Linked DNA regions of Mus musculus: regions 1, 2, 4 and 5 are each linked to region 3. Evidence: chromatin loops called from intact Hi-C (ENCODE). Cell type or tissue: heart. All regions are shown on one strand. Links, peaks and the distances in the headings refer to the core of each region. The heading gives the core; the rest is flanking DNA.

Region 1 (5,932 bases), core at 663-5,662, 300 kb before region 3:
TGGCCTCATGTAAAGTCCTAGGGGTATCACTAGGAAAGACTGGTTCAGGAAACTGCTTCTCTGGGCCACAAGTGGCCACTTTCTAGAGCAGAGAAGCAGAGGCCTGAGAGAAGCAGAGGCCTGAGAGAAGCAGAGGCCTGAGAGAAGCAGAGGCCTGAGAGAAGCAGAGGCCTGAGAGAAGCAGAGGCCTGAGAGAAGCAGAGGCCTGAGAGAAGCAGAGGCCTGACAGAAGCAGAGGCCTGACAGAAGCAGAGGCCTGACAGAAGCAGAGGCCTGACAGAAGCAGAGGCCTGACAGAAGCAGAGGCCTGACAGAAGCAGAGGCCTGACAGAAGCAGAGGCCTGACAGAAGCAGAGGCCTGCAGCCAGGGCCCTGTGGTACTGAGGCTCTAGCCTCTGACTAGATCGTCTTGAGTGACCAGTGCTACTCGGTTCAGAACTTTACCTCTCACTCAAATCCAGAACCTTGCTCTAGTTTGGATAAGCAAGCAAAAACACAGCCTCTAGGGTGTTGATTCCTATGTCTGAAAACACTGTAATGAAGCCCCTTAGCCCCTAGCTTTAAAAATGAATTACAGATACACACACACAGTAGAGACATATGTCCCCGAGCTGTCAAAGCCTCCCCACTAGGGCTGGAGCGGCAGGAGAGTGCCCTAAAGCCACTGGACGGAACAGCCAAGGAAGGCTGAGTGACCCTGCGTGAGCTCCAAGGAGGCTCCAATGTGCAAGACATTGGTGGAGACGATAAAAACAGGAAACACCACCGGACCCTGGTGACGCACACCTTTAATTCCAGCACTCGGGAGGCAGAGGCAGGTGGAATTTGAGTTCAAGACCAGCCTAGTCTACAGAAGGAGTTCCAGGACATCCAGGGCTACACAGAGAAACCCTGTCTCAACAAACAAACAAATGGAAATACAGTCTCACCCTCAGGTGGCCTTCAGTACTTTGGGAAGACAAAGCTCTATGGTGATTGCTGGTAATACAAGAGTTATGGAGCAGAGAAAGAGTGCTTTAAATGGCGTTCCTTAGCAGAGTAGAATCTAACTCCTGGATTCTGAAAACAGCAACCACTAGTTATGGATCTCTTTTACTGTACCCTCCTCCCTTTTCTCTTCTGTCCTTCCCATTGCCCTTAATTGTAGGAGGGGGGCACGGTGAACAAGACTTTCTTCTCGACACTTAGAAGGCTGAGGTTCTTCCTCTACGGTAATCTGAATAATCCAAAACTTGTCAGGCAGGCTGCAGTAAGGACATCTGGATGAATCACCTCATCCTAATGCAGGCTTAGCATCCCTCATTAAAAATTCTGAGACTGAGTGCCAACATGATCCTACAAGTAGGAGATGCTACACTCGACTCCAAGTGTCATGGTCAAATGCGGGCACGCTAGAACGATCATATAACCAGCCTTTAGGATATGGGAAGAAATGAAATGAAACATAAATGAATTTTCTGTTTAGACTCGGGTCCCTTCCCTTACATACCACATTGAAACCTCTAATGTCACAAACACTAGAGTCCCAAGCCGTCTGGATGAGGGATGTTCAGCTTGTAACATGGAAGCCGCCTGTGACCAGCTAAGTCCTTGCAGTAGTTCTGTTGCCAGGCTTAACACATTTAGAAGTTAAGAGGATCTGACCTAAGCTTAAGAGATTAGTCTATATATCCTGGACAATTAGTAAATTCCCAGTAATCATTAAGTCTTGTCATTTGAACAAACCATAGACACTTTTAATGGAGCCATTTCAGCGAGGCTGAGAAATGTCTGTTTCCTAAAGGTGTCAGGTAAGCAGGGGGTGTGGGAGAAGCGAGCAGGTTCTCTCAAAGTCAGCGGAAACCACTTACCCAGGGTTTTCCTTATCAGGTAGAGCTGATCCACGTCAGATTTTCCTGGCCATAGAGGCACTCCGGACAGTAACTCAGCAAACACACAGCCAATTGCCCAGACATCTACAGGGGGACCATACTGCGTGTCTCCCACTAGCAGCTCGGGTGAGCGGTACCACCGGGTGGCCACGTAGTCCGTGTAGTAGTCACCTGGTCCAGCTGGCCGGTGCAGAAACGTGGAAAACAGATCAGTGGAAGCCCGGAGTCAAAACTGAGCAGGGAAAAACCTAAGAAATGAAGCTTTTCCGAATCACCATTCTCAGTGCTAGCTGCTGGTTGTCATCACTTGGCTGTAGGATGTTTTAAATTACTGATACTTGGGCTTCCTCCCGGCCCAATTAATCCGAACACTTGGAGAGGGCCCAAGGCTACCCGCATACTTTTTAAAAGTTCCTTGGGTGTTAATCTATAGCCAAGATTAAAAGGCATTCATCTGAAGTATTAATTCTGGTAAGTATTGTTTGGGGGGTTGGAGAAGGCAGGAGATTAGCAGGCTTTATAATAACTTTTGTGCTACAATTTACATATAGCATACATATCTAAATTGTTGTGTATTTATACATTTTTCAAGTTATATTTCATTACAAGATTTGGCAGGAACCGTAATTTGTTGCAAGATTATTCCCGGGGCAGAATACAAGAACCAGCTTTCTGTAGTATGGAAACCAGCTGTCCCAGCAAGAATGTTCCTTTTACATTGAAGAAGCCGTGGGTACTCACTGAGAAGCCGTGCGAACCCAAAGTCACAGAGCTTAATGGCTGACTGTTTGGTGATGAGAATATTTTCCGGCTTCACGTCTCTGTGTATGCACTGGTTAGAAACAAACAAACAAACAAAACAAAATGTCATGAAGGTGCAACTCTAATATCTGCCACGAGTAAAGGGCTGGAATATTTAGCAGATATTGGATATATCAGTTTAATCTGCCATTGACCTGTTGGATACTAAAACAGCAGACTAAAATAAACCTAGTTCCATACCTACAGACAGAATCATTTCAAATTCTTGAGTGGCCACAAAAACCAAGAAGTGTGATAGGAAAAATGACTGTCAAGAGCCAGACTCAGCAAATAAAAACACGTGAGATACCTAGTTACGTTTGGATTTCAGATAAACGACTTTTTTTTTCAGTGCTGGGCATCAGTCCAGAACCTTAGCCGAGCACGCCACCTGACCTCCACCTCCAACCCAACTAAAATGTTAAGTATATCTCAAACAGTCTGCATTAGAAAAAGGAACTTTATATTTAACTAGGCATCACCCCTAACCTGCCTGCTGTCTATGAAGGGGGAAAGGACCGAAAGGCTTTGAGGCTTCAGCCTGTGGCAAGAACGACAGACAGATTGGAGCAGAAGCCCGGTTCACTGGAAGGCGGCTTGCTCGCTCGGTAAACAAGACAAGCCCTGGGCCTGCTGAGATAAGCTGGGAGAGAGAGGGCTGGAAGCTCGTGTGCCTGCCAAAAGATCGCCCTTCCAGCTCTGACATTTGTCCTGACAAGATAAACAAGAGCTGGCTGCGGCCTCGCCGTCCGGGGTGCGTCGTGGTCGCTAGGTGTCAGCTCTGTCCCACAGCACAGAGGAGCCCAGCGGGAGACTCTTGCATCCTGCCTCACCCGCTGGTATCAAGCTACATTCTTTAAGAGGGTGAAGCCACTACCAAGAGGAGCGCTTGAGGACTCCCACGGGACTTTCTTATTAAATGACAATGTCTTTGATAGATAGACAGATAAATAAATAAATAAATAAATAAATAAAATCTCTTAAGTCAACAACTTTTAATCAACGGTTAACATTTAAAATTGAGTTGGGACAAAATATTACTCCGGGTTCTTTGTGACCCCTCCCTTTTCCCAAGGGTTTTCCTCTCTGCTGGGAAACGCTGGGTCTTTCTGCCGCCCCAGTGACTGTTGGCCTGGAGCCTGCAACTCTTGAGGGTTCCTTGACCCCAGAATCCGGAAAGAGGACAGAGGCTCTTCGTGGGCGCAGCAATTCCCACTCCAAGGGACTTTTAGGGCGAGAGAGCAACGTTAGTGTTTCCCATCAGCATTATTATTCTGGAAAAAAAAAATGGAGGCGGGGTGGGGTGGATAAATTACCTTATAACCTACCTATCTGGTTCTCAGTAATCGATGGCCCTGGGCTCTGAAGTCTTTCACCAGCCATTTTGCATTTTGCTATAAATAGGTCCTTCCATGAATGTCGTGATGACATATGGGCAGAAGGACTCAGAAACAAGAATGTGCTCCACCCCCCCCCCCTTTGTTTGGGAATTCTTTCCAAGCTCAGCACCCTCCCCCCATCAGCCCCCCCCCCCCCCAGCACGTGGAGCCCAGCAGCGTCTGCGGCTCTCCAGAGAGCTGTGGTATGCACTGTATTTATCTTCACTTTCCTCAGATCTCCCCCACCAGGGCTGGCTGGCGAGCTTTCTCGTTCTTTCTGCCCCCTCCTCTCCCCTTCCCTCTGTATCCTCCAGCCCCACTATCTGTCCTGCCACCCTTATGCTGAAACTTGTTTGTTGGGAAAGTGCTAATCACCGATCAAAGCGTCTAGCATCCACTCGTCCTGCCTTAAAATGACTGTTTTCACTGTAAGGAGTCAAACCCAAGGCTTCATGCAGGCAAGGCAAGAGGTCTAACCATGGAGCGACACTCCAGCTCTGATAAGGATTCTAGGCTTCCGATAATGAAAGCCAAAATAATGACTGTTCCCGTGTTTTCTCCTTGTAAGCAGCTTCAGGAAAACTTACTTGGGGCAAGCTCAGAGGGGATTTAACCCCTCGGGCCTGGGTGACCAATAACTGGAGTCCAGTGAAACTCTAAAATTCCCTTCTGGGATTTTGAGTGTTTTTAGTGGTTGGACTCTGATTCCACCCCCCCACACACACACCTTTTTCTTTTCTGCTATATTGATTAATTGGTTGGTTGATTGATCGCAGTACTGGGAATCAAACTCAAGGGCTCATTCATTCTGAGTACTTGACCACACAACTGGGAGCCAGCCCAGGAAGCTGGCTTCCATGTGTAGAAAGGGGGCAGCTCTGTGTGGGGTGAGAGAGGAGAGCAGATTTTTCAGCATCTATGAAGCCATGTCACATGGGCAGTCTCCTACAGTGGCTCCCCCCGCACCCCCCCCCCCGCACCCGGCCCCCCGCCCTCCCCCCAGTCCAGCTGTGGCAAAAAGGACCAGACGCCCATTTAACACTCCTATCTCACCAGGGCAGACACTAGGACTTGGCGCCTAGGACTCCACCCATTGTAACTGCAGCAAGCATCTGGAGTTACCTCTTCCAGTTCAAAGTCTTTTGGGGAAACCAATCCAATAATACAGACTCTCTAAGTAAATGGGGTTCCTTCTTCCTCACATTTTACAAATTAAAAACAAAAACCAAAAACAAAAAACGACTAGTTTTTTTAAAATGATTTTTATAATGTATGTTTCCATAAGATCTGCCATCTTTAAGTTCCTTACTCCCCTCCGCCCCCAGGCTTAGGAAGATTTTCATGGAAAAAAACGTATACCCACAAAGGTGGGGTATGAACTTTGAATAAGGCTCGGTTTTGGCTCAAGAGAAGAAGCCACCTGGGTGTTCAAAGGGGGTCGGGACACTTACGTTATGTTTATGGCAGAAATTTACAGCCTGCAGTGTCTGCCAAGTTATGTTCTTCACGAGAGGCTCTGGTACCCTAATAAAAACAAAAGAAACAGCACAAACACATTCTTCACTCTAGCCATGGACCTCAGCTCAAGAAACCCAATCCAGACGGGGGCAGGCTTTGGGACTGAAAAATCCCGGGAGACACAGCCTCCTCTGGATCCACAGGCCATCAGCCCACAAATCCAGTGTTGAGAATGTGTGACCAGCATGCTGCTGAGTTGTGGGGAAAGCAGGTTAACAAAAATACAAACTTGGATTTTAAAAACAAAACAAAACAAAAAACAGGGAGGAACAGTGAAATATTTCAACAAATATTTATGACCTGGGACTGCCTGAAATTTGAACTCCTCAGTTTTTTTCTTTGTCTTGTTTTGTTTGTTTGTTT
Region 2 (5,932 bases), core at 362-5,361, 330 kb before region 3:
TCGAGAGGGTTTCTCTATATAGCCCTAGCTGTCCTGGAACTCACTCTGTAAACCAGGCTGGCCTCGAACTCAGAAATCCACCTGCCTCTGCCTCCTAAGTGCTGGGATTAAAGGCGTGAGCCACCACCTGTCCGGCAGAATTTGATTTTTTAATGGTGTCTGAGCATTAACTTGCATGTCTTAATTATCTTTTTTTTAAAGATTTATTTTTTTATACACGTGAGTACACTATCACTGTCTTCAGACATAGCAGAAGAGGGCATCAGATCCCATTACAGATGGTTGTGAGCCACCATGTGGTTGCTGGGAATTGAACTCAGGACCTCTAGAAGAACAGTTAGTGCTCTTAATCGCTGAGCCATCTCTCTAGCCCGTCTTAATTATCTTTAAGAGTCTACAAGTTAATTTTTATAAGATTAGCAAATATATAAGTAGTTAGACATATATCACCAAGTGAATTTGTGTTAATCTTAATATACCTGTATAAGATTAGAAATTTATCATAACACAAAAATCTATCCTAACCCAAGATATTTTAGAGGCCTGTTTTGGTCCCTGTAATCTACAAAGGCAATGCAATGATAAACAGAGGCCCCAGTAAAACTAGGGAGGATTGCTGCATTAGTTGATTTATGCCATGTGGTCATCTTAATCAAGATGGTGGTAAAGATACATTGTATATACCTCTCTTTTAACCTTCATAAAGATGGCTGTTTGAGTTCTTGTCTGTGACCCTGTAGCTTCTGTCTCTTCTGGAAGTCCTGCTGCTTCCTTAGATCCTCCTGGGTCTTATATGACACTTCCTCTCTTCTTGGACTCATCTCATTAAAGCCTAGGTATCTTACTGCAAATGGCAGTCCCCTGTTGAGGCCAGCCAGTGGCTCACATGTCAGGGTTCGAGCCTGGAAGGCACCTTGGAATCTGGAAGAAAAGAGGGAATCTAGGCAATGAGAGAAAGAATGGAGCTAAGTCAAGACTTTCTGATCAAAGCTCAATTTTAATATTGGGGAACACGCCTTATGAAGAAGGGGGGGCCCATTCCTGCCGAATCATCTTTGGAGTCCAGCTGCAGGTGACCACGTGTAGGCTACAGAACAGCTAGGCAGCAGGTAGTAGCAGTGGCTGTGGCAGAACAATAGGGTGATCCAGGGAGGCAGGCTCCACCCCAGGCGATCTCCTAGTGACAAGTCAAGCCTGCTCAGCCTGCTTCAGGCTGTGGGGGAAGGTTACAGTCCCCAATATAGCTTAATGGCCCCAAAGTGGCACACTTGGTTTCCGAATTCTCTCACATGTAACAACTTCTGCCACTGCACAAAATAAGATCCCCAAGACTTTTATGTCTAAACCTTCTGTGCTCTACACCCAAAAGCCTCTTATCCTTAAGCCTTTTCTACTTTCCACTTTTGAAAATCTCATATCTCTATGTACTTGTAACATGTGAAAGCTCACTGCACTTCTTTTCATGCGGCCTTTACTTACTATTCTATGAGGAGGGGGCACATTCCATTCTTGATTCTAGCTTCATTATATTTCTAGCAAAACAACTAAAAACCCTCTTCTTTTTTTTTAAAGATTTATTTATTGATTATATGTAAGTACACTGTAGCTGTCTTCAGATACTCCAGAAGAGGGAGTCAGATCTCATTACGGATTGTTGTGAGCCACCATGTGGTTGCTGGGATTTGAACTCTGGACCTTCGGAAGAGCAGTCGAGTGCTCTTACCCACTGAGCCATCTCACCAGCCCTAAAAACCCTCTTCTTAAACTTTCTATCAACTATTCTAATTTTCTAAAATTATTTGAATCAAATGAGGAATTGTATAAAATCATTAATTCATCCAAACAGCATTATTTCATGAAAGTTCCATCTTCATGTTGATCTGCAGGAAATTTTGCACATTATGGTAGGATAATCCCCAGGAGTCAATCATAACAGACCATAGGCAGAAAGGGTCTTTCTTCGCCCAGTCATACCAGATTAGAAAAGCAGGGAAGCCGGGCATGGTGGCGCACGCCTTTAATCCCAGCACTCGGGAGGCAGAGGCAGGTGGATTTCTGAGTTCGAGGCCAGCCTGGTCTACAAAGTGAGTTCCAGGACAGCCAGGGCTATACAGAGAAACCCTGTCTCTGTCTCTCTCTCTCTCTCTGTGTGTGTGTGTGTGTGTGTGTGTGTGTGTGTGTGTGTGTGTGTGTGTGTAGAGATCTGGCCTTTAATTAATTCACAAATATAATTGCAAATGTTAGAAACACTGTTATAAACTTAGTATTTCTTCTGATAGTAAACAAGTGTGTTTTCTTTTATAATTTAAATTTCTAAATTACTTATTGTATATAGCATATAGAGACAACTATTTTCTAGTTTTCTGATTTAACTTGAGTTATATTCACTAACTCACCACTAGAGGTCTCCTCTTTCCATGTAGAAAGCATTCCTACTGGCCACACTGCTTGTTTTCAAGCAGGAAGTAGTTCTCCGATGTCATAACGGTAGCAAAGCTGAAGTTAAGAAAGAAAAAACCTTCCAAATTTTTAAAACTTTATTTCTAGATATAAATGTATTTTTAAATTTTAACTCAATTTAGGGAAAACATTTAATGTCTTTGGAATAGCTAAAATAAGTCTGGCCCTGCCTTTATCTAAGTTCGATTAGAAAAACGAATGAAACCAACAAAGTATTGAGTTTTCAAAGACTTTGTATTTCACCTGCTTAGTAACAGCTTCTCTGGCTTGGCCTTTCCACCCCAGTTAAGGCAGTCACTGAAGGCTACTAACCAACAGATACTGTAAACTTCTGCATTATGTTGGCAAAGAAAATAAGTGGTTTTAGCTTGTTTAGCTCTGCCTGCTCCTACCCTCCATGCCTGTTCCCCTCCCTCTTAACCTTCCTGATTGAGAACTCTGTGGGCTGGCAAGATGGCTCAACGGATAAGGGCACTGACTGCTTCTTCCAAAGTTCCTCAGTTCAAATCCCAGCAACTACATGGTGGCTCACAACCACCTGTAATCTTTGGGCCTGATTGAGTGGAATAATAAATAAATGTTTGGGCCTGAGCGATCGGGGCCCACTGGAGTGAGCAGAGGTCCTAAAACGTCAATTCCCAACAACCATATGAAGGCTCACAACCATCTGTACAGCTACAGTGTACTCACATACATAAAAGTAAATAAATAAATCTTAAAAAAAGAAAAAAGAAAGAGAGAGAAAACTCAGTTTGTGGTATAGAATCTCACAGTGTGGTTTTGAATGGTCTGGAACTCACTGTGTAGACCAGGCTGGCCTTGAACTCAGATCTTCTGCCTCTGCCTCCCAAGTGCTGGGACATGATGCTTGAAAACTTTTAAAGACTGTTTAAGACCTATCTCAAAAAAAAAAAAATCTGGTATGAAGCCTTCCCCTTTTTTAGGCTCTCATGCATAATCCATGCCTTAAGGAACCATATTAGATGTTTGTATTTTCATGTCATCTGTCTTCTCCATGAAACTATGGGTTGTAAGAGAACAGGGTGGGATCTTTCTTTGCACTTTCCTTGTTGCTGCTTTGCCTCATCATTGCTAGTTTGTACTCAGTACAGCACACATTCAGTGAGCATTTATGAATGGATGAATGATTGGATGGATGGACTGATGGATGGATGGATGGATGGATGGATGGGTGGGTGGATGGACGGATGGATGGATGATGGATGGATGGATGGATGGATGGGTGTGGCGTTTAAATGAGAGGTTGAGTAAGATTTTTCACAAACGAGGTCAGGGTGGAATGAATACAGGCACTAGCCTGAGTAGGGGATGAGAAAGCCCAGCTTTGTAAACAAAATTGGCAACACACAAGTTGTTCAAGATGGATATAGGTGGAGAGAGCTTGACAGAAATCCGGAAAGGCCAAGGCTGTGGGATGTAGCTGAGGTGGAGATTTGTGGTGATGAGGACAGCCCTGGAAGGAAGATGAAGATGAAGACTCGGGGGTGCCGTCGGTTGAGTAGTAGAGTGTTTGCCTAATATACTCAGCCCTCTGCCCAGTTCCCAGCACTGCCAAAGAGGGAGGGGTTGGGGAAAGACAGGAGGAAAGGGGAAACAAGAGAGGCCTGAGAAAGGTATTCCTGAGGTCTCATCCGTTGGTTCACTGCCCCAGCAACCCATGTCCTTGGCTTTAAAATGCTTCCCACTCCGGCACCTTTTAAACCTTCTCTCTCTTGTTCTACAATCATCCAGAGCCCTGACAGGTAGGAAAGAGTACTAGGTTCAAATGCAACACTGACACACATTAGTTTAGAGACATTGAGCAAGGTCCTTTAGGCACATGCATTTATTAATGCCCCACCTTGTTCCAGAAAGGATTTAGAGTGTCAGCATGTTACTTAATATCAAGGCTTTAGTTTCCCCATCACTGAATGAGAGGTTTCGTGTAGCTGACCTGAGTGCCTTCCAGCTCTAACACTTTGTGACTCTAATTCCAATGATTCTCTTGGTCATCTTCCCTTAGGAGTCCTACCAACACTTCATATTTAGAATTTGAAAAACAAAGGAAAAGAAACTGAGCCAATAGCAGTCTTGCTCTTGTGTGTGTGTGTGTGTGTGTGTGTGTGTGTGTGTGTGAGTGTGTGTGTGTGTGCCTGCCTCTGTCCATATCCTTTGTGCTCACACACGTGTGCTTGTATGTGGAGGCCAGGGTCAGTATGGAGTGTCTTCTCCAGTCACTTTCTGTTGTGTAGTATTCACCAGAAAAGACTACTCCGACATGGGTTTAGGCCAATAGAAAGTCTTTATTAGCCAGCCGGTGATTACACTGGGTGTTTGGGATCCCAGTGTTACCCTGAGCCTTTCTCAGAGTGAAATTTTCAGCACAAAACCCATGTTCTGAGTTGATGTGCTTCGGGTAAAAGGAGAGTTAGCCAGCAGCAGAACTACAGAAGCCAGAAAACAAGGTTAGCACATTTAGAGACTTTCCCAGAACTAAGGACTTTGATGGATTAGGTCTTTGTTTTTCTTTTGGCAGGTGATACTGTTTACATGTTGAATTTTATGGCCTGAATGGTACTTCCATCAAGGAGTCAGTTTTGCTAAGGGGCCCTGTTACATTTCCACCTTATTTTTCGAGGGTCTCACACTGATCCTGGAGCTCACCAATTAGGGTAGACTGGCTGGCCAGCAAGGGCTCCTTCAGTCTCTACTCCCCCACTACTGCTGTTACAGGTGCATGCTGCCAAGTAGGCTTTTTACATGAAAGCCAGGGATCTGAACTCAGGTCTTCTTGTTTGTTGGCAAACACTTTACCCACTGACCCATCCTCTTGATACTGGCTTCTGATAATGACATCACCATTTCACCAGTGGGCCAGGACCAAAGCTTAGTCATCTTCAAGTCCTCTACTTCTTGTCTCTGTATGTCCCCTACTGAGTCATATGGAGTCTTAACTCTAATGTCATTCCATCCTTCTGTAACTAAGTCCTATCCTTGTAGCCTTTTCTTTGTAGCCCTTGCTGACTATTTCTGGGCCATTCTGTATTTACTTATTTGCCTATTTTGAAACAGACTGTAGCTATATTGTTTTCAGGCTAGCCTCAAATTCCTGTGCTCAATTGATTCTCCTGCCTCAGCCTCTGAAATAGCTAGGATCACAGGACCATGTCACCATACCTGACTTGACCTTTGGTTTTGATGTTGCTGTCTGGGTAAATTTCCTGGAGCACACAGCTTTAACCATGCCAGTACTCTTATTCTGATATCCCAGTGACTCCCTGCTGTTTGCAGAATATAGTCCAGATATCCGGCTGCAAGGCCTTCTGTGACCTGGCATTAAGTGTCTGACTCTCCTTGTCATGACCACCATGTACAAACCAAACCGATGTATAGCATGCCTTAATTTCCTGCCTTGGCTTAAAAACCTAGCCTAACTGCCTGGGTTTTCTGTTGAATCATCTCTGTCCTTATT
Region 3 (5,932 bases), core at 275-5,274:
AAGACTCTTTGTACTGGACTGATTCAGAAATTAGGACAATTAATTTAATTTTATGACTCAATAGCCACCGTTGAAAAATAAATGGGTTGCTGGGATATTCCAAAGGTTGTCAAGGGGCTTATATAATGGTCACATCATATGAGAAAAAGAAAAAAAAAAACAAAACACTAAAAACCGAAATTTTCTGCAAGTCAGGCTATTTGGCAGGTTTTAAAGATCGGCCTCTTTCTTGGTTAGGAATATGCTACCACTTTGTCCCGAGGAGGCAGCCAACATGGTATCAGATGTCATTATAATCAAAGATTCTGGAGCAATGACTGTATTCCTGACTCTAACTGCCCCTAATCTTTATTTGTAGCCTTCTAAAAGACACGTCCTAGAATTATAGGTTTTTCTGTAGAGCTTCACGGCTAATCCCACATTAATCCTAACGATCCTGCCATGATTCTTCAGCAAAAAGGGAAAACAGAATCTTACGTCATAAACTCTCTGGGGCTTGAAGACATTTTGTGCTATCAAAACTACCAAGCTACCTGGCCCCATTTCCTCGTAGCCAGAGTCTGGCTGTTCTATATAACCAAGGCTCTCCTCACACCAGCGTGATGTAAACTTCAAACCACGGCTAGAGAGGCAGCCTGTCCTGTGAACTGCTCTAGTCTACCCAAGGGCCCAAAGATGACACTGAGAACTTTCCAGAACTGAACATGCAGCAGGCTGGCTTTCAAAGTTCTCCTAACTCAAGCCTGAGGCTCTCTTCATCCCTCCTCTGCATTCTCCCATGTTTTACTGTTTGGTTTGGTTGATGCGTCTCATGTGGGGTGACATACTTAGCACAGTAGGTGACCATACTATACATTCAGGAAGTTCAGCCACATCAGCTTTGATTTCTGCCACAAAACATGACTTTCCCAAATCTTGTAGAATGTCTTTTTAGGGAGAAAAAAAAAGGAAGAAAGGAAGAAAGGAAGAAAGGAAGAAAGGAAGAAAGGAAGAAAGGAAGAAAGGAAGAAAGGAAGGAAGGAAGGAAGGAAGGAAGGAAGGAAGAAAGAAAGAAAGAAAGAAAGAAAGAAAGAAAGAAAGAAAGAAAGAAAGAAAGAAAGAAAGCAAGCAAGAAAGCAGGCAGGCAGGCAGGCAGGCAGGCAGGCAGGCAGGCAGGCAGGCAGGCAGGCAGGCTGTGTCTCTAATAAGGAAGTCACAGTGCTGCTCTTACCAGCCTGGGGGCAGACAAAGCTCTTCTCATTATTCCAAATCAGACCCCAGCTATGGGCTTACCGCTCCATCCACATTCTGTAATCCATACTGTTCGCAGATGGAAACCAGCTTCTTCCGGTTCAGGTGACCATCTCGAGTGATCCCCAGATCTTCACAAACCTCTTGCAGTTTCTCTTCTATCCAGTCTGGAGGAGGGCAAGACCCACCATGTGAAGCATTCAGGTCATCTGGGTTCCAAAACCTCAGCTGGCCTAAAATCAAAGCAAAAACTCTGTTGTCTCCAAAGGACTTGCACAGAGACAGTGCCTGCTATGGAAAGGTACCCTTGGAAGGCAATTCTTTCTATTGTTTTTTATTCTTTTGCATGGCTGAGTGTTTTGCTTGCGTACATGTCATGTACTACATACATAGAGTGCTCACAGGGATACTAGAGTCACAGATGGTTGTGAGCAGTTGTGTGGTACTGGAGAGCGATCCTGGGTCCTCTGGAAGAACAATTAATACTCACAACTGCTAAGCCATCTTTCCTGCCCTATAATGAACACTGTATGAGATGACTACAAATGTTGACCCACTCTGATTTAGTTGAAGTCCAAATGTAAACTGAAGGCAGCTTTTGCTCTGGGACAATCACCCATGAGAAAGAAACACTGTCTCATACACATGAGGTCAGATGCCTCAACTGGCGCTTGCTTTCCCAATGCTTCATTTCTGCCGTCTTTCTGGGCTAAGTATTATAGCACCTTTTCCTGGGAAGGAAACAGCCATAATGAGCCTCTAACGTTCATCTATTTTCCAAATCAGAAACCCGAGACTCACTTGAAAGACAAGGCTGCGAACTGTGAGTGTGTTAGCATCTGTGGATGTATGCTAGGTTCTGTTTAACGACAGGGTCAAACTACTTACTCAAATGCCAAGACTACTTATCCTGCATTAGCCACCCTGCTTCTAAACTAGCAATGCAAATGTGAACGCGTGAAGTCACTGCTTAGACTTGGGATACTTGTGGGCATGATTTTATGTGCCTGGGAGAACCATGGAAGGCTGGAAGGGCACTCAGTGTCATTCCTGATATTTATTGACAGAATTTAAACCCATTACTGTACTATTATCCCAGGCTGGAGAGCCAGAGAACACATTGTTTTAATTATACTTACTATCCACACTTCATCTGGGGGTTAGGCAGGAACGTGAGCTGAATCACAGTGCCATCTGGTGGCCACATGATTGTTGTGTTGTGCTTCATAGTCTATCTATAGATACTTCATAATATATCATCTATAAATCTATAGATACAAGCTGGGCATGTTGGAGATGTTCACGAGCCCCTTTGACAGTCTGCACTACAGTCGTCCTCTATACATGGACTGCTATATAGTCACTGCCATCTTTCCTACAGTGTTAATAGCCAGGGTTTGAAGAGTGTAAAGTGTCACTTGGAAATTTTTTTTTTTTTGTCTGTTGCTGTTGGTCCTAATCTTAGCATATCACTTCCTTTTAGTGCAAGAAGGAGGAAAGTGGTGCACAGAGTGCCTTAGCCATAGCAGCCAGGGCTTTCCCTCCTCAGTGGTCCCCCTAACCCCACTGTAATTGCTTACCTTCTGCTTCATACTCCTCACTGCGTTGTGTCTTCCAGTGCTAGAGAAGGCAACAGACAATGAGTACACATTTGAACCCAGCCTCTGGACCACATTTCTCCCTAGCTATCAAGTCACCATGTGGGTTAGACGCATGACTTTAGCCTTTGAGTCGGAACGGGCTCTTTTCAGTTAACCAGACCACCAATCAAGAGGTTGAAACCTCTTGAAATAGACTGATCTTTGCCAACCTTGCCAGCACAAAGTACTGTCTTTGCATGACACTAGGAAGTTGTCTTGTCATTTTTAAGGTTACTTATTCAACAACAGAACCTATTAGAACCCATTAAACCAGCCTAAATGGAATATGCAGAGTTCACCAAATGTGAATTCAAATTTACACATTTGTTCTTCAGTGGGTAAGTGCTGAGTGATCGATCTCCTTCATGCTACATCTTGGAAACACACACAAGAGCAGCACATACTTATTTCTTGTCCAACAAAGTACATATATAGAAGAGAAGGCAGAAAGGTTGTAAAGGCACTCGTGAAGTCTCACCAACATGACCACTTAAACATGAGTTGAACACAGAGGACACTAATGTACATGCCTCAACCCTACACAAAGAATTACAGACACATAGGGAAAGCTGAGAGAAGACATTGTCTTCCCTAGGGAAGAGCACACCAAGCCATTACTCAATACCAAACACTGAGCCCTGAAAACACACACACACACACACACACACACACACACACACACACACGAGTAACACTTATATAGATATTCCTAAGTATAACCTTCTCAGTCTTTATAATATCTATGTATATACAATCAAGATATGCATGTAACAATACTTAATGAAAAGGGGGACCACAAATTTGAAAGAGAGCAAGGAGAGGTATATGGGAAGACTTGGATCACAAAAGGGGGGTGGGAATGTAATTATATTATAATCTCAATAAAGTTCACATGCCAATGAAGACATGGGGACCAGAAAAGAGGAGGCAAGACAGAATGGGGACTGAGAAGGACACATCACACTGGGAAAGTGAAGGTTGATGTCCTAACAGCAGCAATGGATGAACTGAGTCCTGACGGTCATCTGAACTACAGACAACAAAGAGAACAGGAGTCCTTAATAATTCCTGAAGTAAGAATGGGTTGGGTGCACCTGTCAATGAGAGCAAACACAGATGCAGTCCCACAGGTAGACCAGAAAGCTGAATTCAACGCACTTGTGCTGGTAGTAAATTCATTGACCATAATGGAATTTATTTGAACTAGACACCTTAGCATAGTAAGTTCTGAGTGAGGTTCCTCCAAGGTCAGAGCCATGTAGTTTTGTACTGGTAACTTCCCCCTCATCACAAGTCTGGAACAAATCCAGCCTTGCTCCACTGGCCAAATTCTGTATCAATCTTCCTTGGGCCAGTTATAACATGTGGCTTTGGTTCTCCTGCAAATGGCTTGGGTCTCTCAAGCAAGCTGCCTGTTGCTCCTGTCCCACAGGGAGGATCTACGCCAGTGAAGAAAGTCCTGCTGAGAAGACAATTCACACACAACTCTAATCCACGGGTGTGGTGGCCCTGGCCTAGAGACACTAGCACCCGGGAGGCAGAAGGATAGGGACTAGGAGTTTTGTGTCAGCCTGGACTTTATAATACCCATGGGTAGACTGGACTATCTGAGAACAGCGAGAAGACAAACAGAAGCAAAGCATTAACATATAGAAATGAAAACTAGGTCTTTGTACACAGCCCGAAAATTATAAAGTCCTAAAAGGGGAAGAAATACATGGTGTGTGTGTGTGTGTATGTGTGTGTGTGAGAGAGAAAGAGAGAGAGAGAGAGAGATTTTTATGAATAAAGTTGCCTTTTATACCAAATAACCAGCCCATTCACTGGGATGGTTAAACTGTAACATGCTAGTTGATTTCTTAGACTTCTGAAATAAACACAGCAGGAAGATAGGCCTAATTAACTCCAGTCTGCAGAGCCTGGGTTACTCATGGCAGATCGTGTGCGGTGCAAAAAAATGCTCACACCAAACACTGTCTTTCAGTAGTTCAAGATGACATGACTTAATGTGCTTTTAGGCTACCTTGGCATAGCTCCTTAACCCCCCCCCCCCCACACACACACACACTCATTAGGTACCTGACACGAGCAACTGAAGGATGGAAGGGTTTGTTTCTATTTACAGTTCTCAGGGACACAGTCCATCACCGAAGGGAGAGTATGACACAGGAGCAGGAGACAGGTAGGCACACTGTGTCCCTAGTCAGGAATTAAGAGAGCAATGGAAACTTCCTTCCATTCATGCTGGTGACCTTCTTTTTGCTCAGTCTAGGTCTCCAGCTCATGGGATGGCACTGCCCACAGTTAACATGGTTCTCTTCACTTTACTTAACCTAATCTAGATAATCCCTCATTGGCATGCCCAGAGCCTTGTCTCCAAGTGAATTCAGATTTCATCAAGTTGACAATATTAACCATTACATTCATGGTAGTCATCTCCTCTTCAAGGAGAGGCAAGTGTCTACTACAATTCACAGCTCCTTAGTCCTTAGGGATGCTTAAGAGTCATGGACTCAGCTAAGCTGAAACCTCCAAATGAAATCCCCAAACAGACTCTGCTGAACTGGAGACAGCCAAAGGTCATGTCTCAAGATGGCTAAGCTAACTGAAGTGCCAAACGGACAGGGAATGGCTGGGACTGGGGCCCAGGTGTTTCCTTGGGTAACAATTTCATTATCTCACTTGTCCGGAATTTCTAGATAAAGATAGTGCTCTAAGCTTCTAGATGTGTGTGTCCTGGTGAAGCAGAGGGGAGTGGCAGTCAACAATCCTCCAGGGATCTCCCCAACTACTGTTTCTGATCAGAATTAAACTGCTATTATATATAAGACTTTAAATCCATAGATGCCCACTGATAAGAGCATCCCAGCTACCAACAGACTGAGCCAAGTGCTCACCCTACTTTGGCACCGGAAATCATGCAAATTCATTATTCAGCATCTCACCCATAACATATTAAATGGAGTTTATGACCTCAGGACCACTGGTCCAAATGAAACTATTAAACACGAGTTGTTCTTCACTTTTTAAACAATGAACACTGATGGGGAAAAGGGAAGAAA
Region 4 (5,932 bases), core at 264-5,263, 76 kb before region 3:
CCAGCAAGCAGGAGGAAGCAAGAAGGGCAAAATGGAAATTTTTTCCCCTCTAAGAGTATGGTTTGTTTTGCTTTTTTTGCTTTCCAAGAAAATCCTCAGGTCACCTTTTAATTTAAATATCAGTATGAATAAGCCAGTGTGCTGTTTATTATATCGAGTTACCTGAAGTGTGCCTCCCCTGACTCTGTGGCATCCTCTGGAAGAGATCATGGTTGTATTCATAATATCTGTAATCTTCTTGTGCACGATCTCCAAGTGGCCGCCTTCTCTGTCCATCAAAAAAGTTATCTGAGAAGAAGTATCGGGAGCCAGAGTCTCCATTCTCAACAGCAAAGTTAACTTCTGTCAAAAATGACTGTGATGAGCCACACTCTCGAGGGACATCTGCTAGGCTCCTGACAAGGTAAGAAGGGGCAGACAGTCTGTGGCTTTCTCTTCTCATTACTTCATGAGGTGTCCTTTGAATTGCAGTTCTCAGGAAACTCTGGTTTCTTGAAACTACACCATCTCCAGAAGCTGAGAAAGCAGTAGCACTTGAATCTGGAAGACAGAGGTCAGTCCGTCTGGGAATTGTTGGACCGTGCCGAATGAATGAAGGCATGAGATCTATAATAAAACAAATATAATCACCATTGCATTAAGTCAGTACACTCGTCTAAAGTTATTTATGTCTACTATCCTGAGATCAAAATATCAAACAAAAGGGCATAAGAAAACAGATTTTAAATTTTAAGACAATACTAGAACTTTAAATGAAGATTATTTTCCCAAGCAAATACATTTATAATCTGCATTAATATGCAGGTGTAAACTCAGCTACAAACGAATGGATGCTGCATATTGCCATACATGATACAATGTCACTAAGCTGAAAGTAACCTAACAAACCAATTCCTTTACCAGCATCATGTATGACTACAGTTTGGTGTTTTCACTTGATTTAAGTATCACCAAGAATCTTTCTTCACAAACACATCTCATTAAAATAAAATTTAAAGAAAAAACCGCAAAGTCAGATTTCCTGTAAAAGACTTTTTTATTGGTAATTTTTTTTTTTTTGTCTTTCTATCAGGAATTACCCGGTTCTAAGCACAATTATCAAAACTAGAAAGCAAGACCTTTCAGTGTGGAAACTGAAAAATAAAGTCATCTACTTCCAAAGATGCACACAAACCCTGGATCTACTGAAAAAGCCTGGAAAGAATTATGGCTCCTTTAAAAGCAGATAACCCAAACCAAGGTCATGGCTGCTGATTTGAATGTGCAAACAGCTTTCATGTTCTTAGAAAGCAACTACCTTTAAAATATGAAACCTGGATATAGAACACATTTTCTGAATTCATTAAATCAATGTCACTAAGGGTGTCAGAAGCTAACACTACAGTAACTTAATATTGGAATAATTAACTGTCGATGACACAAATTCTGTATGGAGTCACTCACTAAAAGACTCAACAAGTGGCATGACTTCAAATGATGCTTAATAAACTTTATTTGCAGCAAAAAGCAAGCTATCACCTAAAAAAAACAGAAAAACAAGCTCTTAAAAATGGTTTCAGTTACTGACACATCCACCCCACCAACTGTGTTGTCTAGCACTCCAACTACTAACAGAACCTGTAAGGCTGGACACATGGTCACAATGGAAAAATATGCTCTCCACCCCTTTCTGCGGGATCTTGGGCAAATACTAGGAACCCCTGTGAGCAGCTTTCCCAATTACAATATGAGGTAATGCTTAATTTAAGTCACACGGTTACTTCCAGTTTCCAAGAAGGAAACTTACACAAGGGGTCCAGCTCCTAGAATGAGAACCAAAGGATTAGCTCTCTGACTACCCAAGAATTTTAAAAAAGGAGAATCAAGGCGTTCAAGTTAAAAACTCAAATATTTTAAACGGAGAAGAAAAGCTACGTACGGGAGGGGACGGAACATATGTCGGAAAGAGGAATAAAGTTAGGAACTTGCCTGGTATGGCTGAAATTATTCTGAATACTTTGCTTTTTTTAATTTTAGGAGCAAAGCCTAATCCAAATACGTTAATGGCTTGTCTACTCTGGGAAATGAAAAGACTCTGGGTAGTGGCTACAAGTATCAGGTTCTTTGCCTCACAAGTCTGTGTCCCGCTGAAGGACTAAGGAATCCAGTCTCTCTCTCGTGTGTGTGTGTGTGTGTGTGTGTGTGTGTGTGTGTGTGTGTGTGTGTGTGTGTGTGTGTGTGTGTGTGTGTTACTTAGGGCGCTGGTAGTGGCTACAAGTATCAAGTCTCTCGTGTGTGTGTGTGTGTGTGTGTGTGTGTGTGTGTGTGTGTGTGTGTGTTACTTAGGACGCTGGTAGTGGCTACAAGTATCAAGTATCAGGTTCTTTGCCTCACAAGTTTGTGTCCCGCTGCAGGACTAAGGAAGGAATCCACTCTCGCGTGTGTGTGTGCGTGTGCGAGTGCGTGAGCCGACGAGTGGCGCTGCGATGGTCGCAAACGCGGGGCCCGGACGTACCCAGCAGAGAGGTGCCCGGGTCGAAGCACTTTTTCCCCAACACCACGGACAGCCATGCATTTCCCAGAGTCGGTCTTCCAGCACCACCCGAGGCTGCGCCGGGTCCCCACCCGCCACCGCCCACGACACTCACTCCGCAGCAGGGGCGACGTCTCCTTCTTCACGTACTTGCCCTGCACCTCGGCCGGCTTAGACACCTCGTTTTTGGTTTTCTTGCGGGACAGCATCCTCGCGGACGACTCCCGCCGCCGCCCCAGCAGCCTCGCTAGGGCCGCGAGCCTGCCGCCCGCCGCCGCCTCCCGGGCCGCCGCCGCCGCCTTCGCCTCGGGTCTCCGCCGCCCGCGCCCGCCCGCAGGCTCCGCCGCATGTTGGCCGCGCTAAGCGCGCCCGCCGCCGCTCAGTCGCAGGGCAGCTCCTCCCGGGAAGTCAGCCGGCTCAACGACGCCGCCCGAGGCCGCCTTGGGACAGGGCCGCGGCCGCCCACCAGGGCCATGGTCCGCCGCCCGGAGCCGCTACCGCTGCGGCCACCGCCTACGTCCGGTAAACTTTCCCCGCGCCGCTGGGAATGCTGGGAAAGCCGACGCGCACGGGCCGCCCCTCCCCCGCCGGGCGCGGACGCGGCTGCGTGCGGCGACTCGCGACGGGCGGGCGGCTAACGGGCCGGGTGTGGCGACCATCGCGGCCCTCAGTGCGGCTGCGCGGGCCGGCTCCCGCCGCTGGGGAGCTGGAGTCCGGGCGGTCCGGAGCCCGCTGGGCGGCGAGCGGCTCTCGCCTTGGACTTGCCTACCGCCCTGCTTCCCGCAACCGCAGCCGCGTGTCCTGGTTGCTGAGGGAAGGCAGCCCTCGGGTGTGCTGGGACCGCGAGGGCTACACCTAGTAACACAGATGACTCTTCTGGTGACAGCGTGACTACTGTAAAAACTGAGTCTCCGTTTCTTCTGTCCTCTTATTATCTCCCCCAACCCTTGGTAGCCCACCCCCTTTTGTGCCCCCCATCCCCATCCGCGCTTTCGGATTAAAAAAGAAGATGGAGTTTCTACAGCTCCTAAGATAAATTTGACGTTAGTGTATTTATTTCATCATTTTAATATGTATTCTTAATAACCACATGCCTTCTCTTGCAGTTAAGTCTTAGAATTTTGAAGCCTTTGAGCACCAGAGTTCAGAACTGGGAGTTTTCTATCTAATATATCAGATTCTACTTTGTTCTCTTTAACTCGCTCAGGTACACAGAATAACTTGGAGAATAAGATTGGGACTCACTCCTCTTGATCAAAGTAAGGCTTTCATAATGAAGAGAATGTGCTTAAAACACAGAAGCAAAACACCAACCTCAGAACAAGACACCAAACTGCTCTTTTTTTTAGCCATGCACAAAGACATTTAATCAGTTGTCTGTCTCCTGTGTTTTTATGAAATGTTTCCTTGTTAAAGGTCCCTATAATCCTATAACAAATATTTTATTGAGCACCCAGCATCCAAGGTGCTGTTTTAGGTGTCTGGGATATAACAACAAAGGTCCTGCGGTTATGGGGAAGAGAGATCACAAAAAATAAAACTAGTAAGCCATAGTATGTAACAGAGTGAGCGCTGAAGGAAGCATAAACAAGAGAGATCCCACAGCTTGGAAAGGGGGTCGGATAATGAAGCCAGTGAGAAGGCAATGCTGGAATTAGCTTGCTATGGTGCTATCTGGAGTGAGGCCTCAGAAGAGCAAATGCAAGTCACTGCAAGTGGTCGTGTTTCTGGCTCATTGTAGGAATAGGAAGAGGGTCACGTAGCTGGAACTGGAACAGAGAAGAGTAGAGGGAAATGAAGTTCCTTGGTAACTGGCCACCCACCTAGGCCTTTGGAGTAGAGGAGAGACGTATTTAATGCGATCACTTTGGATGCTGTGTGAGAGTAGACTGAATGGGGGAGTGGGGTTTCAAAATAAGGGAGGTGATAAAAAAATATTGCTAGCATGCATATGGATAAAGGCAGCAGGACAAGCGCTAAGTGATTGTAGGCATTTTAGAGTTGCAGCAGGGTTTGCTGACAGATTGATTATGGCATAAGAGTAAAAAAAAAAAAAGCTAGAGAAAGGACCCAAGGAGCTGAAGGGGTTTGCAGCCCATAGCAACAATATGAACTAACCAGTACTCTCAGAGCTCCCAGGGACTAAATCACCAACCAAAGATTACTCATGGTGGGACTCATAGCTCCAGCTGCATATGTAGCAGAGGATGGCCTAGTCGGTCATCAATGGGAGGAGAGGCCCTTGGTCCTGTGAAGTTTCTATGCCCCAGTGTAGGGGAATGCCAGGACCAGGAAGCGGGTGTGGGTGGGTTGGTGAGCAGGGGGAGAGAGGAGGGGAGAGGGAGTTTTTGGAAGGCAAACCGGGAAAGGGGATAACATTTGAAATGTAAATATCTAATAAAAAGAAAAAGAGAACAAAGGGTTGCTCCTTGTGTAAACCTTCATTACCCAAACGCAGTTCATAGAGCACGTTGTCTGAGGAGAGGAAGCGCACTCAAGTATTGCTGTGGTTCAGATACAAATGCTAGCTCTAAAGAGTCGGTAGTGCAGATAGAGAACACGCAAGGGTGAAAGAGAAAAGACAATGGGGTTTTCCGTGAAGAATTTGAGGAAGGGAGGTAAAGGAGAAAGAAGTTGCCCTAAAATTCCCAAGGCTGACCTCAGAGGACAGGAAGTGAGGTTGCTGGGATCTTGTTAAGATAGTTCCTTAGACCTGGGCTTTCCAGAGAATGGAGTGAAGTATGCTTTCCACATTCATGAGAGGAAAAGTCATAGGATTTTGTAGCTGGATGGGAGTTCTGAAATCAACTATGTTAAACTCATGAAAAAAACATTACATGTTGTCTTAGATCACCTTCCTGTTTGGTGGCAGAACGACACTAGTCACCTTTCTCATGATTGTGACCATCGTCTGACAAAACGATGTAAAGGAGAAAACCTGGTTTAGAGTTACGAGTTTTAAAGGTTTAGACCATGGTCACCTGGCTTCCTGTTTCTGGGCCAGACGGGGAGGGTCTTCATCATCACGTGAGTTACTGGAAGCAGAGGACCAGGAAGGCATCGTGGACAGGACAGGTTACTTCTGAGAATCTGCCCCCCGCCCCCGGGGTTTCTAGGCCCATCTAAAATTGCTTTAGTGTGACTTTTATTCGCTTCATGTAATTGTCATCTCCAGAGGCTTACTGCCTCGGTCTGCTAACCTAAGCCTAGTTCTGGAAGCTTCTAGCCTCAGTCTAATTTAGGCTTAGAATGTTTTCAGCCTCTGAGACTTGCCACTGAGTAAGCTCACCCTTTCTTGTTCTTACTGAACTCTGGCCGGCTGATTCAACTCAGCTCTTCCGTCGCAAACTCCTCTCCGAGCTGACTGATTCAATCTGGCTTCTCTCTTGGCTTCTGACTTTTTGCTCTGCTTGGCCTCAA
Region 5 (5,932 bases), core at 290-5,289, 83 kb after region 3:
CCTTCTTCCACACCTTCAGCCACTGGCCTCACTCCCTGCCTCACATGGAGTCCCACCGGCACCTGAGTCCTCCCTTGCCTGCTCTTCCTCCATTGTTCTCAGTATATCCTGAAGATTCCCCTCCATCCAGAGACTTAAGCTATATCAGGTCTCATTGCTATAGGGATCCCATTTGACATAATGACAGCCATCTTGGTCCTCAGTGTCATTTTGCCCAACAAATGACTTGGCACCCCATCCCAAATTGTATATGGTATCACTAAGATATCATATACATCTTATCATATGATAAGACAGTCATTTGAGCTTGCATGGCTGGCCGGACTGCTCTTATACCGAATTTGGGCATGCTTGCAGCTTTTGAGGAAGCCTGGCTAACACTCCAATGACCATAGGTTTAGATAGGAATGCTTTCTCTTGCTCTGCAGTGCAGGGATCTTGATATGTTGCTTCTGTCTAGGACATGCTTCTGCCCATAAGATCCAGTAGACTGTGCTTTGTGTAGCATGTCCTTCAATCTCATGGATCCCATTGTCTTTGGCATACATTCTGGTACTGCAGGGCTAGGTTTTCCTAACCACAGGTCCTGCCTTGAACCAACAGCATTTCTCTCCCTCTCCATCCATCTTTCCCACCTCTCTTACAACATCTCACTGCTATACTAGTCAGGCCCACCATCCTATCAAAGCCAGGATCTAAAAATCCCAACACCAAGAAATGCCTCGTTTCCCACCCACTGGCTGTCTGCACTGTACCTTAAAAATACTCCCATTGCCAAACAGTAACAGCTCATTGTTTGAATAAAGATAAAACAGTAGGGAAAAAAAAGTAGAAAGTAAAACAAAAACAAAAAAACATGTTCACCCCTTAGTCCCTACAGGTAACTTCTGGTGTTGGGAAGGTTTTAAAATGCAAATGGGAGGGTGGTGATGGCTGGAGAGATGGCTCAGCAGTTAAGAGCACTGACTGCTCTTCCAGAGGTCCTGAGTTCAATTCCCAGCAACCACATAATGGCTCAAAACCATCTGTAATATGATCTGGTGCCCTCTTCTGGTGTTTCTGAAGACAGTAACAGTATAAAAGTGTACTCACATAAAATAAAAAAATATATATTAAAAAAACAAATGAGGGAGGTTTAAGACTGCCAACATCAGAAGAATAAATCATGTCTTGATTTGTCTACAGTAGCAAATTGAAAGAAAATGCTACAGCAAGCGAGTATTTATTTATTTATAGATGGAGGAATAATTAAATGCTTTAAAACAGAATACGCAGGAAGAGCCTGTTTACCAGAGTGGCTGAGAGAGGTGGCTTTGAATATGGTTCTTGGGTCTGAGCTTCCTTCTCATGGAGTAAAATTTTCTCTCACTCCGAAAGATGTACTGGGCTCAATCCATGCCATGAGGCAGCTGGTCCTGATCAAATATGGGCTGGAGGTCCTAGGCTGGACTGGTGGTGTGTGTGTGTGTGTGTGTGTGTGTGTATGTGACAAGATGCTGCTGGATAGGGTGACAAGACTTACCCTCTTGTCTGGGAGTTGAGGAAAGAATTCTGCAGGCTCCCATAACTCTCCCTCCCCTGTCAAACATTATCTTCCGTTCTTCAGGCAAACAAAGGCTTAGGGAAGCCCGGCTTCCTAGGCTGGGCTTTGGAAAGCAGCGGCAGCAGCTGTGTGAGGGGAAATCCAGAGCAGGCCTAGCTAAGTCTAAAAATACAACCCAGCCTGACAGGCACACAAAAGGCCTCTTGTGGGGAGGGGCTCTCCTGCCCTTCTAGATGCTGCATTCTGGGGCCATGTGGAGAGTGATCCCCAATGTCCCTCTAGGGTGTCAATTTTCAGGAGGAGCAGCTTGCTACAGTCTGCCTGTCTTCCATCTGTCTTCCCTACTTGATGTCTGCTCACTTGAGGGTTTAGGGGATTGGCTGTGGGCCCATCTTGTTCTTCAAAAAGTTGAGGGGACCATGAGCATAGTTTTTCATATCTGCGGGAATGAAACGAAGCCTTCTTCGAAGAAGGTGTGGCCCCATCTCTTTCCTCCCAGTAAAGGGAACCGCTGGAGACCCATTTCTCTAACCTTCTGCCTGGGTATCATCCCACGAGGCTCTCCACAAAGGCGGTGCTTGTTGTCCAGTACAGCGCACAGCTGCCGGCCTGGAACGTTTTTCCTCCCCCCGGAACTTCAACTTGGACTGGGCAGGAGGAAGTTTGCAATCTTCAAAATAACCATCTCTGTAACAGAATAGAAAAGAAGGCTTTCTATTAAGACGCACATGCAGAGAGAGAGAGAGAGAGAGAGTAGGGAAATGAACCACTCCAGAGGACATATGCTAGAAGAGTTTGCTCTTTTAATAATAGGTTTTAGACGACTAAGAAAGACACAAAATGATTTTTAACCATGCCAGCTGGTGGTATCTCTTCCCCCAACCTCACCCCCATTCAAACTTTCTGGTTCGAAGATGTCACCTTTGTTTTCTTTTCTCGCCGGCTCACTGCTGCCTCCACGTGTTAGATATAAGAATTACAACAGCGTGTCTATTTTTATACTTGGTCAATTAAATGCTATAGGCTGCCTGCAGTCTGTTAGCCTCTGGGACAATGGAGGGAGAGAAATAAAGCGAGGCCCTAGCTTGTAGGTAGGAGTTGCATGCTCTAGGTGAATTTTGAACATCTTACATTTCAGATGGCTTCGTTATATTGTTCCTTCCCAAGTCACCGTACCTTTGCTGAAGGAATCATTTAATCCTATTGGGGATGAGCACAGTCAGTTCTACTAATGATAGCTTTCCTGCGAGACCGCGGGGCAAACACACTGATGCACATTCAATGTTACCATTCTGTACAAACCCTGTAGTGAGGAAGACTGAATTCTGCACAGTTTACAGAACAAGACAATAACTCACACATCGATTTTAGAATATCTATTAGGAGCTGGAGAGATGGCTCAGCAGTTTAGAATACTTTTCCAGGGACCTGAAGTTAAGCTCCCAGCACCCACGAACTACCTGTAATCCCAGCTCCAGAAGATCTGAGCCTCTGCAGGCTCCTGCACTCTTACAGCATATACACTCAGCGACCTACACACATACACAGAAATAAGAACAGACCGTGAGACCCCATCACCTGGGCATGGTGGCACATGCCTTTCTTTAATCCTAGAACTCAGGAGGCAGAGGCAGGTGGATGTCTGTGAGTTTGAGGATAATCAAGTCTACATAGTAAGTTCGAAATCAACCAAGGATGCATGGTGAGATCGGCTCAAAACAAATTCTGAAAGCACAACTACCTGGTGTTGGCTAGAATACCTAAATACCTTTGCCTTGGTAGAAGCCAGGAGTCTTGAAAGTTTCTGGCAAGCACCAATTGTTTCAATTTCTTGCTCATCTACATACTTTACATGCCTTGCTTCTTGCTTCATAGAAACGGAGGTCTTACAAAATGTCCTGTTGCCCTAAGTGGAACCTGGAAACTGTGCTCTATCCTGACTGATAAAGTGGCATGTTTTCCTAGGCAGAAAGGACGCCCAAGCCTCCTCCTCAGTATCACGGATATGGAGAAAAGAGATGCCCACTCCCAGTGTCCTCCCCAAACCCTCCCACATTGCAGTGACACTACCCACAGTCACAGCCTGACTGATCCTTTCTAATTGCTGGTAACTCATGTTACCACAGATAGCTCTAGGGTGGAAACTCAGCCCTTTTCTCTTACCAAAGCAGTCAATCGATTCTGCTTAAAGGCAGGGCCAAATAGGGTCTCTGTGTACTGGACCAAGGCCATTGTAGGCTCTCTGGCAGGTCAGGTAGGGGTTACAGACCATATCAAGGCCCAGGTCATAATTTGCAGGCTATTTAAACCTCTCAGACCGAACTCTTCCTTTATGTGTAGTTATACTTCAGGTTTTGCACAGATGCAGGCATTCCACACAGGGCAGAGGCTGTGCTAGAGTCTCCCCACAGGAGGAGATTTGGGCTAACTGTCTGGTTGGATATCAAGGCTGGTGAAAATGTCTTGCTTTTATCAGTAACTTGCTGATGCCAGTCACAGAGTTTCCTATTGGCAGTGTCATTGAAGACAAGTCCATTGTTCAGGCCTTCCGTGTTTATAATCATAGGCTTCTTCTACGTACAGCAAACTGGTAGGAAGTATATACATAATCAAGATGGAATTGTCTCCACGAAAGCCTGGGCCTGTAGATTCTAAGCAAGTTCATACTTTTCTGTATTTGCCCAGAGTGTCCATTTCTCTACATGCTCTGAGCAGAAGGTCCTGAAATGAATTCTTGCTAACCTTGCTTGCATCTCTGCCTTTGTCACTGTCCTCTTTGCTGGGTCTAACCTTCTCACCTCTGCATTAACACCAGACAGCTTACACTGTTGGATGGCTCTGTAGAGGAATGGAGGTGGGCCAGAGTTCTGTGAGGGACATTTGGGTCTACAGGATAAATATTGTTTAACTTCTTAGAGGGTCGACCTTATTCAAAGTTGGGACATAGTTCTAGAAAAGCAAGCAATGATGGTATAAGGTGGATTAGTTGGGAGTAAGTTTGGCTATAAGTAGAGAGAAAGAAGAAGAAGAGGAGGAGGGAGAAGAAGAGGAGGAAGAGGAGGAGGAGGAGGAGGAGGAGGAGGAAGAAAACTGGCCAATTCTTGAGAAAAACACCTGAAGTTGACTTTAGTCTTTCACATGAACATGCACAACACATACACACATAACACCATGCATACATGAACTCCCTACCCCCAGCCCATGCATACACGAATGCTCCACTCCCACAAACATATAACCAAGGGTTAACAAAACTTGCTTTATTAATCACCTCACAATGATAGTCAACACTCACCTCTGGGCAATGAGCTGATGTCTGCTAAGTAATTTTGGGTCCTGGGACTCAGACTCTTGGAGAGAGCATTGACCCCTTCTTTTTGACCCTTAGCAACAGGAGAGTGGAAACACCCCTCTAATCCCTACTCCCACATTCTTTTGTCTGAAGAGGGTGGGCTTGCTAGTTATCAGTTTCTAGTTCCCGTTTGGCTGGTGATGAGCCAGAAGAGGCCATGGCTAGACCTCTTGTCCATTTTGGTATTCGTATTTACTAGTGATTAATCTTCCATGTTAGTCTGTAAACTATCATGCTTTAAATGAAGGAGGATTTTCCCAGGAGCCAGAGAGAGAGAGAGAGAGGGAGAGGGAGAGAGAGAGAGAGAGAGAGAGAGAGAGAGAGAGAGAGAGAGAGAGAGAGAGAGAGATCAAATCCAGTCATTAATAAATAATATCAGTGCTGTACCGGGTAGGCTGGAAACAACACTTCAGAGGAGAGCTTTCATATCTATGATCTCACTTCACACTACATATTATTATTATTTTAAAACTCCTCTCTAGGGGCAGGATGCTCCAACGGAGCATCTGGAGGGAAGACAAGGAACACAGCCCCAGGCTGACTGACATCAGGATCCAAGTAGTTCTCCGGGGGTGGGGGGTGGGGAGGGCGTTCCCTGGGCTCTCTTCCTGCTTGTTTAAAAACTAAAGGCAAAGATGAGAGACTGCTCTAATTTCCAGCTGTGCCGGGGCTCACTTACTCCAGCTGTGTGTGTATGTGGTGGGGGGGATGGGCGTGGGGGGAGGGGAGGGGAGTACAGCTACCTTTCTTTCGGAGCTGTCTTTGGTGATGATTTAAAGAAAGGGGAATAGATTCATTCTGCCCTCTGCACCAGTGCCAGGTATCTAGAAGGCTGGGAACCCGATGCGTTTCTGTGTGTGACGCTGTGTGACCGATTGTGCTTGTTTTCTCTATTTTCTTGTCTCCTCCATGGTTTCCTGAGTATGGTTTCATTTTCAGGAATAGATCTCTCCGACCCTCAGAGTCTTATCTAATTCTTTACCTTTCCAGCTAAACTGCCTCCGGGGTAATCAGCTCTGGATTTATTAGATTTTTTT

The links. Peaks named below come from ENCODE experiments on the same cell type or tissue, not always from the same donor. Only the 100,000 strongest peaks of a DNase experiment are listed, where the experiment ranks them.
Region 1: a loop joins it to region 3, with 9 times the contacts of the local background. A loop is called at or near these places in 13 of 42 quality-filtered maps.
Region 2: a loop joins it to region 3, with 13 times the contacts of the local background. A loop is called at or near these places in 12 of 42 quality-filtered maps.
Region 4: it touches region 3 in a loop (2.5-fold over the local background); 9 of 42 quality-filtered maps call a loop at or near these places.
Region 5: it touches region 3 in a loop (4-fold over the local background); 18 of 42 quality-filtered maps call a loop at or near these places.

The regions. Positions count from the first base shown.
Region 1 is chr12:69,754,596-69,760,527 of GRCm38, forward strand. It overlaps Cdkl1 (cyclin-dependent kinase-like 1 (CDC2-related kinase)), which reads right to left. Exons shown (of 10, transcript NM_183294.2): 4 at 5,503-5,575; 5 at 2,613-2,703; 6 at 1,851-2,051. Among named protein-coding and RNA genes, the nearest start is that of Mir681, 6.4 kb to the right of the region's middle. RefSeq lists an enhancer at 2,814-4,667. In heart, for the core only: a CTCF peak has its summit at 3,443; DNase peaks (open chromatin) are centred at 3,336, 3,836 and 4,286; H3K4me3 peaks cover 2,321 bases; H3K27ac peaks cover 3,947 bases.
Region 2 is chr12:69,731,282-69,737,213 of GRCm38, forward strand. The region is part of intron 1 of Dmac2l (distal membrane arm assembly complex 2 like); the gene reads left to right. Among named protein-coding and RNA genes, the nearest start is that of Dmac2l, 9.3 kb to the left of the region's middle. In heart, for the core only: a CTCF peak has its summit at 2,408; no DNase peak of the experiment used is centred there; H3K4me3 peaks cover 360 bases; H3K27ac peaks cover 452 bases.
Region 3 is chr12:70,059,879-70,065,810 of GRCm38, forward strand. Nin (ninein) reads right to left here. Exons shown (of 29, transcript NM_001081453.1): 4 at 2,811-2,850; 5 at 1,273-1,463. Among named protein-coding and RNA genes, the nearest start is that of Nin, 40 kb to the right of the region's middle. In heart, for the core only: a CTCF peak has its summit at 2,432 (motif pointing left); no DNase peak of the experiment used is centred there.
Region 4 is chr12:69,984,047-69,989,978 of GRCm38, forward strand. Sav1 (salvador family WW domain containing 1) reads right to left here and starts at 2,956. Exons shown (of 5, transcript NM_022028.2): 1 at 2,628-2,956; 2 at 163-606. The coding sequence starts at 2,721. In heart, for the core only: CTCF peaks have their summits at 3,007 and 3,241; a DNase peak (open chromatin) is centred at 3,105; H3K4me3 peaks cover 2,671 bases; H3K27ac peaks cover 2,034 bases.
Region 5 is chr12:70,142,720-70,148,651 of GRCm38, forward strand. No RefSeq gene overlaps it. Among named protein-coding and RNA genes, the nearest start is that of Abhd12b, 8.4 kb to the right of the region's middle. In heart, for the core only: a CTCF peak has its summit at 2,512; DNase peaks (open chromatin) are centred at 1,662 and 2,122; H3K27ac peaks cover 1,378 bases.